2 separate regions of the Mus musculus genome follow, and region 2 is linked to region 1. A link is a loop called in an ENCODE intact Hi-C map of the cell type or tissue named here. Cell type or tissue: gastrocnemius. All regions are shown on one strand. Each heading gives the region's core, and the rest is flanking DNA. Links, peaks and the distances in the headings are about the cores only.

Region 1 (10,568 bases), core at 3,989-6,488:
AATGTATAAAACTCAGAGCATCTTGTGACAGCATCAGAATGTGTAAATTTCACACACACCCAACCCGTATTCTGTCCCTATGCACAGACTAACACAAAGCATGCACGTGGCTGGGAGGCCTAATTTGCAGAAAATCTGTGCGTTTATCTAAAGAATTACAGGGACTAGGTGTATCGGTGCATGCCTGTGATCCTAGCATTTGGAATGATGCAGCAAGGGATTGGTGAGTCTACGGCCAGCCTGACCCTATCCCCAACAGATATAGGAGCTAGCTCTAGCAAGGTAAGGTCAGTTATGATGTCCCTACCTGAAACAATTAAAGGAGAGGGACAAAGACACAAAGCCTAGATAATATAAACCACACCCGTCACCACCCTTCCTGCCCCATCACCCAACTGTACCTTCCCCAAAATAGCCCTTTGCGTACCTGAGTTCCCAAGATGCCTTTTTCTCAGGAGACAATCACACACACACACACACACACACACACACACACACACACACACACCTTCTCAAAGTGCTAGACCTTGAATAAACTTTATTTTCTTCGTGCTGTTTCTCAGCTCCCAAGCATTGAGCACACAGGGTAGATGGACTTGGGTTGGGTAACAGGGAAGCTGGCCAGTGGTGAACCGCACAAGGAAAATGCTGACAGTGCAGATGTTGTTTGAGGGCCACAGGGAGAGTTTTCCACACAAAATTTATTTGTCTCTGTAAGAGAATTTTTCACAAAAATATTTAAAAAAAAAAAACAGTAAGCAGTGGGTAAAGGGACAGTTATCTGTTGGTGTTCTTAGATCAGTCAGGACAGTCCTTTGTTCATCCTAGCCTGATGCCTGCCTAGGACTCATAAAGATCAAATCAAACCAAACCAAATCAACTCTAGGCAATGCAGTGTAGGAGGAGGAAGACAGACAGAGACCTCCAAGGTCATCCACACATGTGCCCTCCAGCACACACAGGTGGGCCATAGACACCTGCTTGCTACCATGTCACACAGCACAGATAGATGTCACCCAGGGACCCCCCCCACCCCGTGGCCAGCCTGCAGTAGGAGCCAGCACAATGTACGAGCATTTAGTGGTCAGATAGAAAGCGAAATTGGGCAGCTTGTGCCCTACCTATTCAGAGAGATGGAACTGGAGACTGAGGCTGGAGAGGAGGAGCTATTGTGAGTAGCCCGCCCTGTCAACTGGGGCCATGGTGAAGTCCCCAGCCTGAGCTGACACTGAGGGCCATGTCTGAGTCTTTGGCTATACACTGGCAGAGGTCCGTGTCAATGTTTGTAGCTGGTATTACCACTAGAGTACATGGGGATCCTGTCCCTGGTCAGGGCAGCAGCCACCCACAACTTGGATGTCCAGGGCTATGCATAACAGGCCCCTCCCCTCACTGGATGATGTGTTCTGGAGAGCTTGCCTCATCTCTCACCAGGTGGCAGCATTCAGGAGAGCCGCCTGGCTCAGGAAGCTGCCAATCTGATCCTGCTGGCAGGGGTATGGGTGAGCAGGCCCCAAGGGCTTAAGTATGGGAGAGTTGAACCACATGAGCGTGGGATGGTGTAAGTGCAGAGGTGATACCCCACCCCCACCCCACCTCCTGCAGTCAAAAATGCCTCCCACAGAGCCATGAGTTCAGGGGGACTAGCCCTGCCTTTCACCAGCTGCAGCATTCTGGAGAGCCGACCCTGTACCTCACCTGGGCAACACCGTAGGGTTGGCCCTAATCAAGGAGATGCAGGTAAGCCAGCCCAAGGGCAAAAGCGTGGGAGAACTGGCCCTGCCACCCCTCTGCTGTGAGGTCGTCTGGGCTGGGGGAGGGAGGGTGATGCCCTCTACACCCTCACCCCCTCAACATGTGAAGCAGTCAGGAAAACTGGCCCGAGGGTCATGAGAGCTCCGTCCATCTGTCACCAGCTACAGCACTCCAGACAGCAGGCCCTACACTTCATCTGGGCTACACATCTGGGCCAAGGGGGAGCAGATGAGTCAGCCCCAAAGGTGATAGCTTAAGAGAGCTCATCTGGTATGAAGCAGACTAGATGCAGGGGTGATGCCCTCTCCCTCCCCTCCTCACAGCCTGCAGTAGCTGACAGAGCTGGCGCTGGAGTCATGAGAGATGAAGAGTTTGTCCTGCCCCTCAGCTGAAGCACTAGGAGGGCAGGCCCTGTACCTCACCGGGTTGGAGGTGGGAGCCCTGATAGTGAAGACACAGTAAGCCAGCCCTGAGGGTGTGAGAGCGGGTGAGCGGGCCCAGCCCTTTACAGGCCACAGCACTCAGGAGGATGGGGCCTGCACCTTGCCTGGACAGCACAGTGGAGATGGCTCTGGAGGTGTGGGTGCTGGTGGGCGGTTCAGAGCTTACCCTGCCTCCTGCTGATGGCGCTTTGGATGGCTAACTGGAGCAATGCTGGAAAACATCCACCCTGGAAGTGCAGATAAGAGAGAGCCAGTGGGGCTGACCAGCTCAGCTACCAACCAGGCCCAGATCCAGGACTTTGAATTGGCCCACCCCAAAATCTACATCATCTGTTAACCCTTGGGAACATGTGAAGGTGATAGTCTTGCTGATCCAAAGCTGCAGGTTCTACATGACACAGCACAACAGGATAGCCAGGAGGAGTCCGAGTGAAGATCCAATGTTGATTGTGTCACAGAAGCCAGAGACCTCAAACCAGGCCAATGACTCATATCAATGAACATTCTCAAGTGAAGATGTGTGGACAGAGGGATATAATGTGGGACATAGTGACATACTACAGCTTCCACAATAAGTTTTTTTTGTTTTTTGTTTTGGGTTGTGTGTGTGTGTGTGTGTGTGTGTGTGTGTAGTTTACAAGGACAAAGGGTAGATATGAGGGGCTGAGGAGATGAATGAGACCAGTGTGCATGACATGAGACTCACAAAGAATCAATAAAAAATTTAGAAAAATAAAAAAATGAAAACCAGCATGAGGGATTATAAACCATAAATCACATGTTCCATACTTTTTATTTTAATATTTGTAATATTTGGTTTTTTGAGACAGGGTCCTCCTACATAGCCCTGGCTATCCTATGTAGACCCAGCCTTGAACTGGCTGGCCAAGCCAAGGCCAAGGCTGGCCTTGAACTCACAAAGATCCACCTGCCTGCTTCCCAAGCCCTGGGATTGAAGGCATGTGTACATGTTCTGCACTGAGTGAAATCATGTACACTTCCACTCTCTGAGACCAGACCCAGCTCAGCTCTGAGCCAACACCCATCTCACCAGCCCTTAGTCAATACAGAGCTGGGCGTGGTGGCTCACGCCTTTAATCCCAGCACTTGGGAGGCAGAGGCAGGCGAATTTCTGAGTCCAAGGCCAGCCTGGTCTACAAAGTGAGTTCCAGGACAGCCAGGGCTACACAGAAAAACCCTGTCTCAAAAAACCAAAACCAACCAACCAAACAAACAAACAAGCAAACAAAAATACAGAGCACTGCTGTTCCCTAACACTGACAAGTTTACAAACAGGAAATATAGTATGGAGACTGGAGAGATAGCTCAGCGATTGAGAGCACTGGCTGTTCTTCTAGAGAATCCAGGTTCAATTTCCAGCACCCACATGACAGATCACACCTCTCTGTAACTCCAGTTCCCAGCCTTCGTTCTGACACTCTCACACAGACATACATGCAGGCAAAACACTAATGCACACAAAATAAAAACAATTAAAAAAAAAAAAAGTCAGGTGGCAGTGGTGCAAGTCTTTAATTCCAGCATCCCGGAGACAGATCGGAAGTCGGATCTCTGTGAGTTCAAGGCCAGTCTGGCCAGCAGAGTGAGTTCCAGGACTGCCAGGCATACACAGAGAAACCCTGTCTCCACAGCCACTTCCCCACAAAAGAAAGAAAACATATTCTGACTGATGGCTAGGAGGACCCGTGGCATTATTTTCAGACACATATACTCAACAAATTCACAGAAGCTTACTATTTCAGAGCAAAAATAACGTTTTAGAAACCACCGCAAGCCATTCATAAGTCCATTTTTAACTTCCAAGTATTATAAAAAAGGTCATGTCAGATTTTTCTCCTACACCTTAAGAACAACTTCAAAAGGCCTTGCTAGTCAAGAAAATGCAAGCGTGCCCTGCCGGTGGCGGCGAAAATAGCAGCAGCTCATTAGGACAGTGAGCAACTTCTGGAGTGTGACAAGGATTGCACACCTTAGGCTGGTGTTAACAATGATGATGATGACAGGGACCATGTACTTTGGACTCTCTGTGTGCCAATTTTTTTTCAGAGCCCCTTTTTACAGAGAATGAACGGGCAAAGCCAGTCAGTTGTAAAATTACAGCCTAACGTTCACTTCAGCATGTATATCAACACTTTATCTTTTAAATCAATGTGACTTCTGTGTTCTGTTTCCCATCATAGTACTAGCTAATATTTGTTGAGTACTTACAGCAGAGGCTGGCTTGGAATACAGATATAATTAACGTAAAATAATTTATTATTTCTTTAGTCCTTTTCTATGAAACTGGTGCCATTTCTATACCTCTGATTTGCAGGTAAGGAAACAGAGGAACAAAGATGTTTAAGTGTGACTTACCTGAAGTCACACAGCAGTAAGTACTGGAGATAGATCTTACCCCATATATTTATGCTCCTTTCAAGTAAAAGCCATCAGTTGTATCTTCTAATTTACATCCACACTTTAGGACTCTGTAGCCACCTGTGCCTTCTCGAAGGCCCCGACAAGGATATATCTAAAATCAGTGTCATGACTACCTCTCCAACAAAGGAAAAAATGTGTACTGCTAGCTCCGGTCCAAAGCCACAATTATCATCATCTTGTTTACCAAGAGTAGAAGTGACACTTCTCTCAGTAAAATACCTTACTCTGACTCTGTTTATAAAAAAAAAAAAAAAAAAAAAAATTCAATAGGCCCACCCACCTCCACGTGGTGAGCCGACAGGCACGTGGCCCGCCCACAGGGGGAGCCACGACAATGTTCAAGGATGTGGTGGAGTGACGGAAGAGAAAGAGCAGACCGGTTTGAGCACTATGAAGAGAGGCAGAATCTGACACTTGAGAGTGGTGAGGAACGGTCTGATGTGAGTAGTCTGCGCTGCTATCTCAGGCCATGACGAAGTCCCAGCCAGGGACACTGCTGAGCGCCATGTCTGGGTCTGGTGGCCATGCAGCAGCAGGGGTCTGTGTCGGCAATGCATGTGGCTCATATTACCATCAAAAGCCATGCGGTCATCCCTGGTCTGGGCTGATTCCTGGCACCATGTTCATATCCAAGGGCAGTTCAGAGCTGGCCTTGTGCCTCACTGGCTACAGCACTCCTGAGAGTGGGCCCCACTCCTGAGTAGCACAATAGAGCTAGCCATGGTGGCAAAGGCATGGGTGAGCCAACCTGAGAGCATGACATCAGGAGAGCTGGCCTTACCCCTGGCCAGCTATGCATTGGTTGAGCTTGCCAGGGCAGTGCTGGAGAGCTCCCCCTAGTGGGTGGTGAGGGTTCAGAAGAGTTGGTGGGCTGACCAACCAGCTACCACCCAGGCCTAAATCCAGGGCTTTGAATTGACCCACCCCAACATCTACCCCATCTATGAACTGCTGGCGTTCATGAAAGGGCCCATTCTGTAGATCCAAAACTTCAGGATCTCCATGACACAGGGAGATAACAGGATATCTGATAGGAGTCCCAATGAGGACCCAGAACTGATAGTGTAGCAGAAGCCAGCTCGAACCAGATCAATGACTCAAGGCAATGAACATTTGCAGGTAAAGAAGCGTGGACAAAATGGTATACTGTGGGACACCCTACAGCTTCTACGACAAGACTTGTTGTTCTTGTTGTCTGTTTGTTTATTTGTTTTGTTTGCTTTTTGTTGTTTCTTTTAGTAAGGGCAGAGGGTCGATACAAAGGGATGGAGAGATAAGTGGGACTGGGGAGCATGGTGTGAAATTCACAAAGAATCAATAAAAAGTTTAAATTTTATTTTAAAAAATTAAAAAATTGGGGGCGGAGGCTGAAGAGATGGCTCAACACTCTTAAGTTAAGAGCACTGACTGCCAATAAGGAAACAAAATTATTAGGCTGTGGTCAACATATATGGAACTCAGCTCTAGAGGGTGTGGGTTACCTCCTCCATATAGAAGAAAGAACTGATATTGAAGGTGCAGCCATCATAGACTCAATGATATGCTGATGTCTGAACCTAACATTTTCAATTATTTTCTATTGGCTCTTTATTACAAAGTGCCAGGTAGTGATGGCCAATCAAAGCTAGGGAAACTGAGGCTTAGACAAAAAAGAAGGAGGAGGAAGAAGAAGAGGAGGAGAAGGAAGAGGAGAAGGAGGAGGAGGAGGAAGAAGAGGAGGAGGAGGAGAAAGAGGAGGAGGAGGAGGAAGAGGAAGAGGAGGAGAAGGGAGGGAGGGAGGGAGGGAGGGAGGGAGGAAGGAAGGAAGGAAGGAAGGAAGGAAGGAAGGAAGGAAGGAAGGAAGGGGCTTGCCTGAGGTCCTGAGATGTAACTAATCATGATCCATAAAGCTGGAATTCAATTCCTAAGCCTTTGTCCTTCATTCATTCATTTAAAAAACATGTCTAGCACATAGTATGTACTCATGCCTCTTCTCACATCTGGGCTTCCAGAAATATCAAAGATGCAGATGCAGGAAACCAAAGAGCACAGGATAGAGGCAGGACAGACATTTCTCCACATTCCTAAAGCCTCACCCAGACTGGGAAGTAAAACACATTTCAAATTAGAATCAAGATTCAGGTTTTTGAAAGACCAACTGGCCAGAAAATGTTCAGATCTGCCATAAAAGAACACTGCATCCCACACACGTGAAGCTAATGATTAAATGGAAAAGAAAATGGTTTCATGTTTAAATCTTACCAAGACCATCCAAGTCAATGATCCATTATAACAGCATGGGCCCCTTATAATGAGAGATGCAGGAGGTCCAGGACAGAATCTGCAAAGGATGAAAGTCTAACCCTGTGGGGTCACAGACGACCTCCCAGAGGGGACCTGCAAAGTGAACAATCTTCCAGACAGAGACCTTGAATAAAACCCTGAGACATCCCATGTGGCTGATGAAAAGGCTGAGAGAGGCAGGGGAGACCTGGCAGGTAGATGCAGATTGCAAAGGCCCCTGTGCTCCCAGGGCAGGGCTCTCTGGCTAAAGATAAGGAAAGTCTTGGCAGGGTTTTGCACACAGGGATAGCAATCCAGTGTACATTTAGAAAATCCATCTGTTATCATATGGAACAGAGATTAGAGAGATGAGAATGCCAACCTGAACCCAGGTATAGTAATGTAAGCCTGTAATCCCAGCACTCAGGAAGCTGAAGAAGGGGCATGGTGAGTTCAAGGCTAACCTACATAGCTGAAATTTATGAAGAAATCCAAGAGATGTCAGTGGCTCAGTCCAGCAGCAGTGAATGTGAGAGGCATATGGGAGAAAGATCTCCAGGGGTTCAGCAATGGCCTACGGTGACAGGTTTGTCATCTGTCACCTCTCAGGGGAAATTCGGACATTTAAGATGAACCTGCATCACTCAGAGAATCCTGTACTGGCAAACATGTCCTTCCCTACAGCCTGTGATGCTAGTGGCTTTAGGATGTGGAGCTTGGGGTGGGGGAGGAATTGGTCCACTGACTGGGCCAGTGGTCCAGCACAGGACAAACAAGCAACAAATGCATATAAAAGTAAAGCAAGATGTACTGTAAACCTTGCTTATCCCCCACGGTGGACCCTAGAGTGATACCTGACACACAGTCTCTACTTGGGTACTCTCCTAACTCTGCCTGGCCGCTGTGAGCCCAGATGTTTCCATCTACAAAAACAGTTAATGAATTCTCTAGCTAATGAAAAGAGGTATTGTTGCATCTCTGCTTCCCAGCAGTTCTTTGGCTTTTCTGGCCCAATTTAACTTCGGCAAGATCTTCTTTCCCTCACCTAGACAATAACACTAAGAGAAGCTAACATTCATTGAGCTTTTGTTAAGGCCAGCCATTTTTCTAAATGCATAGAAGTGACCTGAAGGAAATCTCCGCTTAGTGCTTCTGTTTCCTTGTCACCATGCTTAAGAGGAGGGGAGAGACTTCTCAGAATCTTGTCCCCAGGACTTCAGTAGCTCATTGTATGGGTAAGAATCAATGGAGAGGAAGATTGGTCATAAAGAGGTGAGGAGTTCCTGGGATACATTGGGATTTTCTCAAGTGGGGTCTGTCCCCCTCTTTTGAGCTTGTATTGGCTCGTTGGATGTCTGACACCAGATAAAGGATAGAAACAGTGTGATGCCAAGGCTGTGGAGAGCCTGTTACAATGAGTCAAAGGAGAGTGGGGGTAGTTGTGGGTGCTCTTGTTTGAGCAGACCCACGATGGCCTGCTACAGTACAACTCTGAATCATTATCTCCCATCAAAATAATGGAGTCTCTGGCCTAGGTGAAGACCTAACAGTCCAGTTGGGCAGATAAATCAACTGGCTAAAGGAGAATCCTTTCGGGAAGGCAGGACCACCCCTCAGGAATTGGGTTCACCTTAAGCCATACTAAAAAGGGGGTAAGGAATAATTATCCCTGTAATGAGATAACGTACTTCCCTGAATTCTTGTCATGTGCACAGTATCTACAGGGATGCTATAAAGCCGTGATAGTTTTTTGTTTTTTTTTGTTTTTTTTTGCCTCTGTGAGCTTCAACTTAGAGAAGCTTAGCCTCTTCTTTTTCTCTCTTCCATCTTCCTTTTAGATGCTGGTTGGAGCGCATGCTTTTTCTGGTACTCTTGGCTTTTTCATTCTCTCTTTAAAGCTCTCTTCCCCACTCTGTGACTTTGCCACTTGGCTGACCTGTATTTCTAATTCAAATGGCATGGCTTTCTCTCTTTCTTAACTCTATCTTCCTCCTCTAGGGAGCTGCTGAGATTTACAGCCTGCCTGCTTTGGGGTTTTCTTTTAAACTCTAAAGTAATTGCCCTTGAGCTTTCTTCTGAGTCCATTCTTAAATGCTTTTATTAATGAGACTAAGGACCCCTAGAGGGACCCTGATTTACCTTGTAACAAAGTGAGAAAATGGTGGAAGGGAGGACTGTCAGGTAGATTTCCCATGTGCCAGCCATGTGACATCAACTGGCAGAATGGGATTTCAAAATATTAAATAGACTCAACCATCTAACCCAGCCCAGGCATCCTAGCCATCCTTACCTCCCCACTCGGCTCAGGCCTTTCTCCCTCACTGCCAGGCTTCCGGCCCCAAAGGAGAGACTTCTAGAAGTGAGTGATTGGTCCCCAAGGTCCCACAGCAAAGGATTAGCTCCTCCCTCCGGCACTGAGTACATCAGGGAGTCCACCTGCAGATAAAGGCCATCAAAAAGAGATTAACACAGGACCTGAGCATCTGCAGGAAGAGCCTTCCAGGTCCCTTTGCTGGGAACTGCTCCAGCTGATGCAAAGAGAAGAAACACAAACGCTCTTTGGAAGGAGTCAGAAAGGCCCTGGAAACTCAGGTCCCCTTTGGAGACTCATGTGGAACGTGGGATGAACCTGGGTCTTGCCTAAACTGGAATTCTTTGGGCAAAATAAAGTCTCAGATCCCTCTTCTTAATCTGAGAACAAAAACTAGAGCCAAAGAGAGGGGGTGACTTGCCAAAGGGCATGAAGCAAGTCCTGGCAGTCAGTACAGCACATAAGTCAGAAGTTTCTACACTCGGATCATAGCATCATCTAAGATGCACTGAGCGCTGCCTGTAAACCAGATGCTGTTCTAGGTGGTTTTAATTGTTCTCACTCATTTAACTTGCACCACTAACTACCCCAGCAGACCATTCGTAGTAACACCCGCAGAGCCAAGGTTGCACAATTGACAAACAGCTAGAACTCTAGTAACTTCTAAAGACAACTCAGAACAGCAGCAATAACCACACAACCCCTCAGCTACAACCCCACACCCTCCAATAGAGTCTTCAAGCAGAGTCTACTTTCTAATGGTTCGTTTGCTTTGAAATTGGGTAGGTTCATCTCTTCTCCCACCCGCAATCCTTCATCACTCTGGAAAAGCATTCCAAGAAGTGGCTCCTTCCAGTCCTCTGCTTGGATGCTTGGGCTATGTTGCTGACTTCCCAATAAGCTATTCCTTGGCTTCTACATCATGGCCTCTGTTAGGGGACTGGGATGGTCAGAGGGAAAGAAGACAGTACCTCCCTGAGGATGACCCTCCTAGAAGGCTAATGGGGATTAGCATCACTGTGCTGAGCTTCGTTCAGAAGATTCTAAGTCTCAGAGCACATCTCCAGAGACCCTAGTCTTACTCACCTATGGTTTCCACAAACACAGTCTAAGGGACCTCTTGGGCACAGTTACATGCTGTACTCATGAGGCCTTCGCAGGCACTGCATGCACATGAGACATGCACACACGTACAGGCCACCCATACACATAAAGTTAAAAAGGGGGGAAACAATTTTAAGGAGTACTCCTGACCAAGAAAAGGGGAACATGCACAGTGAGAAAAGACCCTGGATTCAGGAGACCTGGGGATAGTGTCTCAGTTCGGATCCATCCCCCTCTCATCACATGCCTCA
Region 2 (10,568 bases), core at 4,882-7,381, 48 kb before region 1:
GAAAATCTTGAAAGTGATCACAAAACAAAAATACATTAGATACAGATGACTCTTAGCTCCTATCTTTACAAACCCATTGCAAGTTAGAAAATAACACTTACTGCTGTTGCCTAACATCACAAGAAAGCACTACACCATGCACTGCTTGCCCAGGAAAACTTCAGTTTTCAAAATACAGAATAAATTCCCAGTGAAACTCTTAGAATTTTTAAAATTCTCTTGGAGAGAGGGGCCTTCCTATACAGCACATGCTGACGCTGAACCAGTGATCCTCCTGCCTCCGTTTCTCCAGTGAACCTCATAGAACAAGTTGTCTGCTGGTTTGCCTTGTTCAACTTTGTGATGATATAAATACTGTGCATTCACTGGAAACCTATTTAGGGGCCATCTAAGAATTACTGATGACTTCTCACGAGAAACATTAGAGTCAGGAAAACAATGGAAGAAAAAAACATTTCAATGTGCGAAGGAAAAATCGATCACACTTGTACAGAATCCTATTTTACACAATATTATTCATCAAAGCCAGCATGAAATAAAGACAGTTTATTAAACCCAAGCTGAAAGGCTCTTATGTCAGTAGATCTACTTCAAGAAATGCTAGACATTCCTTAAGCTGAAGAGTACTGATGTCACCTGAAAGCTCCAGTCTATAGGCAGGAGAGAAAAAAAAAACAGAAAAAGAATTATTAAGCATAAAAATACTTCTTTAGATAGTTTCCTCAAAAGACAAGTAACTAGGATTGTATTCGACATGGCAGCCATAGTTTCATAGGATCAGACACTGAGAGCATATCGTGTTCTGTAACCCCAATCCTCCAGACCGCCTGCCTATGTCCATCCTGTCTCCCAGCTTGTGCCAGGCTGGGAAGGCAAGGTAAAAGTGGGTTGTAACTCCTAGGGCCTCTGCACACCTTCCCACAGGGACAACTTGGCCCCCTCAGCTTCTGTCAATCACAAAACGCCTTCCGTTCCGGTTACATTCATCAGTCTTTGCTATGAACACTGCCCGTGACTCCAGGATGTTTGTCATATTGGAGAGGCTCTGCCACAGAGCATTCTGGGAACTTGGAGAGGGTGGGGCCTTAGAGAGGCAAGGGAGCAGGGATGGGGCATGGTGATGACATGGGCAGAAGATGCCTGTCCCTGCTGGGGAAAGCATGCTAAGGGGACAAGCAGAAGGAGCTTATTCTGAGCCTACCTCCTGCCTGGGCACCTTAGAGCCACCTCCTCACAGTCCTCAGGGGTGGATTTTCGATCTTCATTTTACCAGTGATCCCATTAAGAGTTAGAATGTTAAAGGATTTGCCTGCATTTACATGGGTATTAAGGAGCATGCTTGGACCAGACCCACATTCCTTGCCTCCAAAATGGATTCATTCATTACTCATCATCTATTCAGCAAAAATATATTGAGGGCCTACTATGTTCCAGGCACTGTACCAGATACAGAAATATAAGGCAGATATTGTTCCAGATTCCCTCCCTCCTGTTAGTAAATGGAAAAGTTAATCCCAGATGGTGATCAACTGTGAAGCAGAAAAGACGTGTGAGCCAATCAGAGTGAGGGATATTAAATTTTACCCTGGGGTGCATGGTCTGTCTGAATGGAGCTGCAACAGTCTGTGTCACTATCATTGCTGTCCCTAGTCCAGAGCAGCATGGAGAAAATGCCTGCTAGTGCCCAGGACAGGCATCTATCCAGGAGAGGAGTTTCAGTTGAGGCTTAACAATGGAGAAGAAATATCCAACACCCCATACACACCCCAGAAAAGAGACCAGGACAAGACGCTTGCAGTGAAAATATCAAATGAATGACCCAGGGGTAGAAGTGAGCTCAGCATGCTGGAAACAAAAACACCAATGTTGCCAAGCAGGAACTAGGAGGGGAGATGGTACCAGATGAATCAAGGGTTAGGCAAGCAAGAAACAGAGAAGAGAATAATATCTGGGCTTCTGGGCCAGGTGAAGAAGGTTCTCTATCCTAGAACCTGCTTTGTCAGGGCCATGTCAGAACCTGGAGGATGTCAGTATGGAGGGGCTCGCCAGGACTCCACAGTGAACACCAAGATCATGGCCACATGACTCTCTCCAGCCTCCCAACACCCTTCACTCTCTCTGCTGGTCAGGCCAAACGCAGGAAACAAAAAAGGGTCACCCGTTGATCACCAGTGAAGGAGCTTGTGATGTTGGGTAGTAAGATGGTGTGGGAAGAAGTCTGTGAGGTCAGCAGCCACTACACGGGGTACAGAGCAAGCTGACACAGGGACTAAGCCAGGGTCCAAAGGCCGTACCCAATCTGCTGTAACGGTTTGTACTTTGATAGCCTTTTAGTTGAAAATGGGCTGTTCTCCTAAGTGTGCTCCCAGGCAACTTATGTGTTGTAAATTGAATTTTTGAAAGATGTCTTTTATTGGGTTTTGTTCTTACTATAAGAGCAGCACATGTTTCTTTTGGGGAAATCAGAAAACACCAAGCAACCATAAAGAAGAAACTAGAAATACACACCTCCCATCCAGAGCAGTGACAGTTGATTATTCCGAGCCTGTGTCTCCAGCTTGTGTGTCTGTTACTGCTCGGCTCCAGCCTACCCTGTCACCTCTTGGTTGCTCCTCCGGGGTGTTGCCTCACAGATAAACACTAGGGAAAACAGGGATGCTAAACACACAGTGTTATCTCACCAAGGGAGGGAGATATAACCTGTTTGCTGCCCAGAAGGCTGGGGGTGGAGGTGGTAAATAGCCTGGTGATCCTTGTGCTATCTATCTGACCGAGACCACACCAGATTCTCCCCTAGACCCTTAAAATGTCACATGGAGCCAACTATAGAACCAATCTTTATGGAAGATGTCAGTGTACTTTACGAAGAGTTTTGATGCAGTCATGTCTTAAGCTTTATTGTACACATAGGATTGAGTTCATTATCGATAGGAAACTTTTTCCAAATTGTGCTGTGCTTAAATATGATGAAAATAAACTACCCAGTGTCAGACTCTCAAAGTTTAAACCAATACCGGCTATTGAATCTTGTTGAAATGAATCTCCTTCTTGCCTCCCCTGAATCAACTCTCTGCGGGACATGGTGTTTGCTGAGACACTGCACACCTCATGGTACTCCCATCTGGCCAGCCACCCAGCTCCCATGTCTCCCACTGCTTCATGACCAACTGTTTGAGCTCCCTGATGTCTTGGGATGAGTCTGCTTTGTCACCCTGATGCCCAACTACTGAGACTTTCATGGGCCATGTGGGTGTTCTAGTTACCTCATGGGAAAAATTCCAACCCTACCTTGCTCTTGAGTCCCAGGGGTTGACCATAGCATTCTCATCCTGGTGCTAAAGGGATCTCTAGGGTCTGCATTAGGTCCAGGTGTCTGGATGCTTCCAAAGTACCTGAGGGGAGAAAGAGGACTGACCTACATTCAGTCACCACTGCACTCAGCAATACATCACCCAACTAGGAGGAATGGATGGTACATACAACTTAATAACTTCCTCTTAAATTTTCTTTTATGTGTATGGGTGTTTTGCCTGCATGCATGGATGTGCACCACTGTAGAGAGCCAAAAGTGTTGCGCACACAGCTATGCACTGGAGAAGCCAGGAATGTTAAACTCGAAGGCATCTTTCAAAGGAAAGAGATGTTGAACCCATCCTCCCCCTGGAATGCTGGGAATGGATGTAGTTTACAACCTGGTGATCCGTTGCTATCTAATGAACCAGACTCTGCCTGTATCTTCCAGAAATTATAGTTTATCCCAGACCCTTTCTCCCTAAAACTTTGAGTATTACTTCTAGGCCATAAAACTCATTCTTGTAAGAGATGTCATTTGTACAACAGCCTAAGTGACTTCTACCTTATCCTAGGGCCAGGCCAAATCCCAGCTCCCACAGGAATTGTTTACCTCCGTCATTTTCCCTAGACCCTTACCTTGGGCATTGTTACTAAGTCAACAGAACCCATCTTACAGAGGAAGCCTTAGGTACTTTGTAAAGAGTTTCAGTGTAACATGTCTTATGCTTCGATGTACTGCTTCATTGTACTCACAGAGCTGGGTTCACTGTTATCTGAAAACTTTTTGCCAAAGTTGTGCTGTACTTAAATATGGTTGATATCAGACTCTAGAAGTCCTGGCCCAGTGCCAGTACCAAAATCGGGTGAAACCCAGTTTCATTCTTGTCTTTTTGCAGATTGTTTCCTTCGGAGCTGTAAAGCTTTCAGGGACTCTCCACATACCACTTACATGCCTGATGCCCAAAGAGACCTCACCTCCCATCCCGGAGTGTTGGGTCCCAGGAATTGGAGTTGCCTGAGTCTCCAGGTGTGGGGGCTGGAAGTAAAAACTGGGTCTTCTGAAAGAGCAGTCAGGGCTTTTAACCACTGAGCCTTTTCTCCAGCCTTGTAACTTTTTTAAATTATTGTGTGTGTATGTGTTGTGTTGGAAGGGGAAGTTAGGACATAGTAAATGCATGCCATTGTGTGCATGTGGGGGTCAGAGAATAACTTGGCTAATTCAGTTCTAGTCTTCCACCATGGGTTCCAGGGATTGAATTTCAGGTCGTGGGGCTTCACAGCAAGTGCTTCTTACCTGCTGAGCCATTTCCTCGGCCCTTATAGCCTTCTCTTTTAACTTGTCAATGAATTGTGAGCGTGCTTTTTTTTTTTTTTTAGCAATAAATGTGTTTCTACAGCAAGCCAAATGATTGCATAATATTCCACTGCATAAGTTTGGCTAAACGTATATCAACAATCTAGACTTCCAGGCTGAAGCCAACATTTTTAATTCTAATAAAGAAATCATTTCCAATTTCAAGCAGAAAACCATTTCTCTGCAGAAATTCTCACCAATCCTAGACTTTGAAAGTTTCCCTAATCATCTACTGAATTCAGTTGGAATTAAACACATACTGAATGCAATAAGTGATACAGTGTGTCCCACACTACAATATGGTGCAAAAGTAGAAACAAAGATTCAAATGCATGCAGCTCTCTGTCCCAGGAAATGGGCTTGGGACCTGGGGTGGGCTCTGAGGGCGAGGCTGGAAGCAGCTGGGACTGCATTCAGAGCAGAGGAGGAGACGGGTGAACAAGCAAGCTAGGAGATTGCTCAGAGATAATGTGGAGGAGCAGGGCTGGGAAGAGCAGGCAGGAGCCTAACTGTGGGGAGGGAGAAAGTGGGCAAGAGAAAACAGCAGGAAACATATGCGGAAAGATGAACTGAGAGCAGAGCAGGAGGTGTGCAGAGCTACTGATGAGAGCAGGACCAGCAGGGCCAGAGGAGAACGTGCTAGGAGAGTTTGGTTCTAATGGTACAGTCCTTAAATCACTATTCCTGGAAATGATTCTGTATACACGGCCTCTCACCTTCATGACAAATACCATCAGCATAAAAGTACATTAGATGCACATTATGACCCAAAAGCTGATTTTCCAGGACCTCCAGACACAGCTTGGAGTCTCTTTGTGCTCGTAGGAGAGCCAGTCCTGATGAACACTCATCACAACGGAAGTGACGTGACAGGTACTCGACGAGCCCATCATGCAGTCAAGACGAAGGATGCCATGAAGTTGACCTTCATGGGGATGGGGCTTTCTGTGCCTGAAGAGCCTTCGCACTGAGGTGCAACCATTAGTAAAGCAAATGGAAGGCACTCTAATTGCAGCTCTAGGGAGGTTTGGGTTATCTTTTTAAAGTGTTTTCTCAGAACTTTCCAGCAAAATTGCATATTATTCTTCGTGTAATTCTGCTACTTTGTAGCCTGAGCCTAGAACAGCTTTGAAGGAAACTCAGATAAAACACACCAGGCTAGAGATGGCCTCGAGTTTAGATAAATATACAATGTGATTTAAATCTGAGATCCCACAAGACTTGTGAGGAATTTTCCTGAGGTGGGATTATTATCCCCAAGGGGATGAGGAAAAGAAGGCCCACAAAAGTAATGAGCTCACACAAATCAAAGTGAAGAAGTGGACTACCTCCATTAAGTTTCTTTCCACTGCTGTGATAAACACCATGACCAAAAGCAATGGGTTCATTGTGTCTTACAGCTCGCAAATCCATCACCGAGGGAAGCCAGCGTAAGGCACTGAAGCAGAGGCCGTGGAGGAAACGTTCCTATTGGCTTACTCTTCCTTATTTGTTCAGCCTGCTTTCTTATAGCACCCAGGACCACTCACCCAGAGATGGCGCTGCTCCTACTAAGCTGGGCCCACCCACATCCATCATTGGCCAAGAAAATGTTCCACAGGCTTGCCCACAGGCCAGTTGGGTGGGTAGATTTTCTCAGTGGAAGATCCTTCTTTCCAAATGGTTCTGGCCTTGTGTCAAATTGACAAAACACTACCGGGTGCATAGTTAGGCACCAAGCTTTGCTGAAGTGTAGAGTCGAGGCCAGGTATATGCTACTCTCTGCTGCCTCCTGTTGGTGAGAAGAGGAAAGAGCAGCTTCTCTGTTCTATCCAGAAAGCCTGCCCCACAGATGTTCAATCTGCTCCACCAGATTCTCTGGAGTTCCAATTACTCTGACAGATTAACAACCAGGATCCAAGAACTGGAGCCATGGGCCCAGAGTCATGTAGGGAGTTGAGATGGCTGGGCCTGCTGCTTGGGTTTGGCTCATTTCTCTGGCATCAGTCCCCTGCTTCCCAGGTACAGGTCTGGAATGTGAGCTGATACAGGTGAGGTTCAGAACTAATCCATACCTCAGTTTCTGCCAGCTGTGTACTTTCAAACATGGGCCTCACTCTTAGGGTCCCTGTTTCCTTCCTTTCAAGAGATTGGCTATCTGTGGCTTCACTCTGACATTGTGACCAGAGTGAGATTCTGAGTTAAGCACTCAGAAAGCGTCCACATCCCTTGTTCCCCTTTGTGATTTTGCTGGCAGTCACAGCAACAATTGCTCTCCTGCCCTGTTCCTTGGCCCAGGACTACAATTGATTCTCCAGCAGTAACATCACTCTGGGATGAGCCAGGAGGACATAGAACTGTCACTCTCTTAAGCTGAACTTTATACAGGTGTCCAGGGTAGTGGGGCTAGAGTCTCCGCTGTCTGGTTCCATGCCAGGCTTCTGTGCAGTGCATGCCATGAGACAAAAATGTGATGGACCATTTGTGGCTTCTGAGAACATCTCTGGGTCCCCTGAAAGTACAGCTACCCCAAGTCTCATGAGCTGGGAAAACAAATATCAATTCTTGTTTACTCATGACAACCACATTCTTCAGAGGAATGAGGTGGACAGGAGGTGGATGTCACCCAGTAAATCTCTCACACACTAGGGGAGAGTTGCCACAGTTGAAAAACAGATCAGATCTGCTATTGGTGGGATAAAAGCCAGAGCCAGAATGAAGGGATGGGTGGGGCCCAAGCAAGTGCTTGACTAGCAGGGAACAAGCAAAGCCAACACACAGGATTGTTTTTCTCCCTTTAGTGTTGGCAGACGAGAGCCTCTGGGGAAGACATTCAGATCAGATAAAGGTGACATAAGGAAGGGATGGAGCTGTAGAATGCCTAACCTAAGAAGTCAAAATGCAGTAAGTTGGAACCTTTGGGACAGTTCATTCTCAGTGAAGACAGAGAAAACAAATTTGTTGTCCATCTAGTGGACCCTAGGACAAGAGCAGGCTGGAGCTCCCAGGAGTTCACCTCATGCTCACTGGCTAGTGGGTGATGGAGCAATCTCACTCAAGAATGACCTGCAGAGGCATACGAGATACATCTCTAAAACATGACAGTGTTGTCATGGTGATGAAAAAAAGTAACTAACATGAATCGTGACAAAGGATAAGTACCCCGAATTCCCCTTCCTCTTAAGAGCAGCTGGGATCCTAAGGGGGGAAACAAGCAGATCAGAAGGCTTAGAGCAGTGATTTCCATTCTCTCAGCAAATGAGCCAATGGGGTGGGGGATGCCAAGATCTCACTATGTAAGTCCAAGGTAGGTAGATATATTCCCCTTAAACTTATTAACTTATTAACAGTAGAGATTAGGCAGCTGAGGAGCCTTGAAAAGCTGTTTCTCCTCTGGCCAGCCTCCAGAACCATGCTTGGTGGAGCACAGAGCAGACACTATAGAATCCAAACACTCCCTAACATCAGTCTTCCCTCCAGAGGAAATGTCCCTTAGTCACTACAGGCCTTGTCACTAATGAGGTTGGTCTACTCAGGCTGCCTTTAAAAAAATACCATAGACTTGATAGATTACACAGTACAAATTTATCTCTTGCAGTTTGGGATATTGGGGTTCAAGGTCGAGGTGCTGACTGACTCAAGTCCCCAGTGAGAGCTCTTTTCCTGGTTGTACACAGCCTTCTCACTGAGGACTAACGTGATGCTGGTAGAGAGTTTCTCATGTCTCTTCTCATAAGGGCACTAATGTCATCATAGCCTCCCACCTCCACCCTTGTGGCCACATCTAAACCTAGTCACCCTCTCCAAGTCTTACCTCCAAATACCATGAAATTCATGAGCAATTGAAATTAGATTTGAAGAAATGCGGTTCAATTCATAGCATCCACTTCTCATTACAAAGCCAGCTAGTTTCATTTCCAGTAAAAACAGGGCATGGGTGGCCATGACTACATGACAGTGCCCATGTTATCAGGAATGGAGGCACAAGGTCACACACAGCTGCAGTCACACTGTGGACCCTAAGCATCTGTCTATCTTCCTGAATCCTCAGCTCAGTTCATTCTCTGTGATTTACAGTAGTGTTGTCCTCTACTGACTGGAATATTTGCAATATTAAGTGGATACCATATGAAAAAACACCACACAGTGATCCCGATTGTCCCAGCTTGCTTGCTGTTCCTGTTATAACACACTGACCAAACCAAGGCTTAGTTTGGCTTACAGGTTTCAGACTTTCAATGAAGGAAACCCAGGTACAAGCTAGGGACTCAAGGCAGGAACCTGGAAGCAGGAACTGAAGCGGAGGTCATGGGGGAGCCTGACTTGCTCATCCTTGCTGCCTCATCTTGCTTTATTATACCACTCATGACAACCTAGGTAGGAGTGGTGCTACTCACAGTAGACAAGGCCCCGCAACATCCATCATTAACTAAGAAAAGGTCCCTCAGACATGTCTATCAGCCAATCTGATGGACACAATTCCTCAAGTGAGGCTCCCGCTTCCCAGATGACCTTAGCACAGTGGTGGGGAACAAGTGCTCATCAAGCAGAAGCTATCCTTGCTGGGATGGGCATATGCGGTATTTGGGTTTACAGATCCAGAGCGGATCTCTCCTGAGCAATGCTCACATTCCACTTATGTCCTCTCACTTATTGATCTTTTTCCAACTGGCTCTTATTTTTGATCTATTGTATCTGCACCCACAATATTTTCACTCATACTCAACCTCAGAAGACGGCGTCCTTCTCTAAGTTTCAAAGCCTTTGTGGGCACCTCTTCAACAAAACCACAGAGATGCCTAATGGGTCTCAGGAGAGGAAATCCCACAGCTTCTCCACCCAATCCCAGAGAAACTATTACCACGTGGTTTCCATACAATGGACCATGAGGCTATGAGCTAGGTTTAATTGTAAGACCCCCTAGTACTGCACCCCCGCCCCTGAGGGCTGAATATGGCTAGGTGTGCTGCATTCACCAAAGGCAGGCTGAGCCTCTTACCTGGATACATATGTGATTGTCAGCGGGGTACCAGACCATGGCAGCAGCAGCAGCAGCTCAAGCCTTCTGTATTTCAGTTCTAGCATCTATTTTCTAGGAAACGGGCCATGTGCATCTTGATGTGGCACAACACTTCAGGCTGTCCCAGCCGAACCCCCACATTTACAGATGAAGACACAAGGTGTCACCAGCACAGGCTGGTGGAGGTGAATCTGCAATGCCCAGCCTTGCCCTTCACTGATGAAAAGCAGAAAACTGAAGAGGTGGCTACACAGAAACCACACAGTCTCAGGAAGCACTGACCGGGCTGAACAAATTATTTACCCTATTTCTTGAGTTTATGTCAAATTACCAGTCTCCATCCGCACCTGTACTACGGCATGAAATAATGTTTTTATAAACCTACTTATTGTCTTTAAACAATTACACAAATATCATTATGCATCACTCAACCAACTCAAATACTTTCAACTGATGTAATGTTTGCTTCTCTTTTAATTATTTTGCACATACACAGAAATGTAAAACTCTCTGTCAATACTAATATTTCAACTGTCATATGTTTTGCACGTCGAGAAGCTAAAACACTATTGAAGTACAGTTTGAGCATTAAAGGTGCTAATTTGTCATGTGAAACTATTTAAAATGGATATTTTTGTCACCCTGTTTCGGTGACCGCTCTTCAGGCCTTAAAACACAAAAGGGGGCCTCCTTTCTCTTCCACTCTTACAGCTCCTTGGGAAGAACTGTTCCCCGTGTGGTATGACAAATAGTGGAAGCAAGCTTCGGGTAGGACTGATAGATTGGGGAATTATGTTTTCAATTCTAGAGTTCTATAGAGACATTCACGATTCTATAATTGGGTGCTGTGATGGAAAACATTCGTTGTCAACTTAACTGGACATGTAATCACATAGAAAACACAGCTCTGAACTCGCCAGG

What was found. Hi-C counts contacts between places; a loop is a spot of excess contacts. Peaks named below come from ENCODE experiments on the same cell type or tissue, not always from the same donor. Only the 100,000 strongest peaks of a DNase experiment are listed, where the experiment ranks them.
Region 2: a loop joins it to region 1, with 2.0 times the contacts of the local background. A loop is called at or near these places in 3 of 42 quality-filtered maps.

Annotation. Positions count from the first base shown.
Region 1 is chr4:106,204,743-106,215,310 of GRCm38, forward strand. No RefSeq gene overlaps it. Among named protein-coding and RNA genes, the nearest start is that of Gm12724, 27 kb to the right of the region's middle. In gastrocnemius, for the core only: a CTCF peak has its summit at 5,487 (motif pointing left); DNase peaks (open chromatin) are centred at 5,265 and 5,428.
Region 2 is chr4:106,155,377-106,165,944 of GRCm38, forward strand. No RefSeq gene overlaps it. Among named protein-coding and RNA genes, the nearest start is that of Gm30126, 36 kb to the left of the region's middle. In gastrocnemius, for the core only: a CTCF peak has its summit at 6,425 (motif pointing left); no DNase peak of the experiment used is centred there; H3K27ac peaks cover 1,427 bases.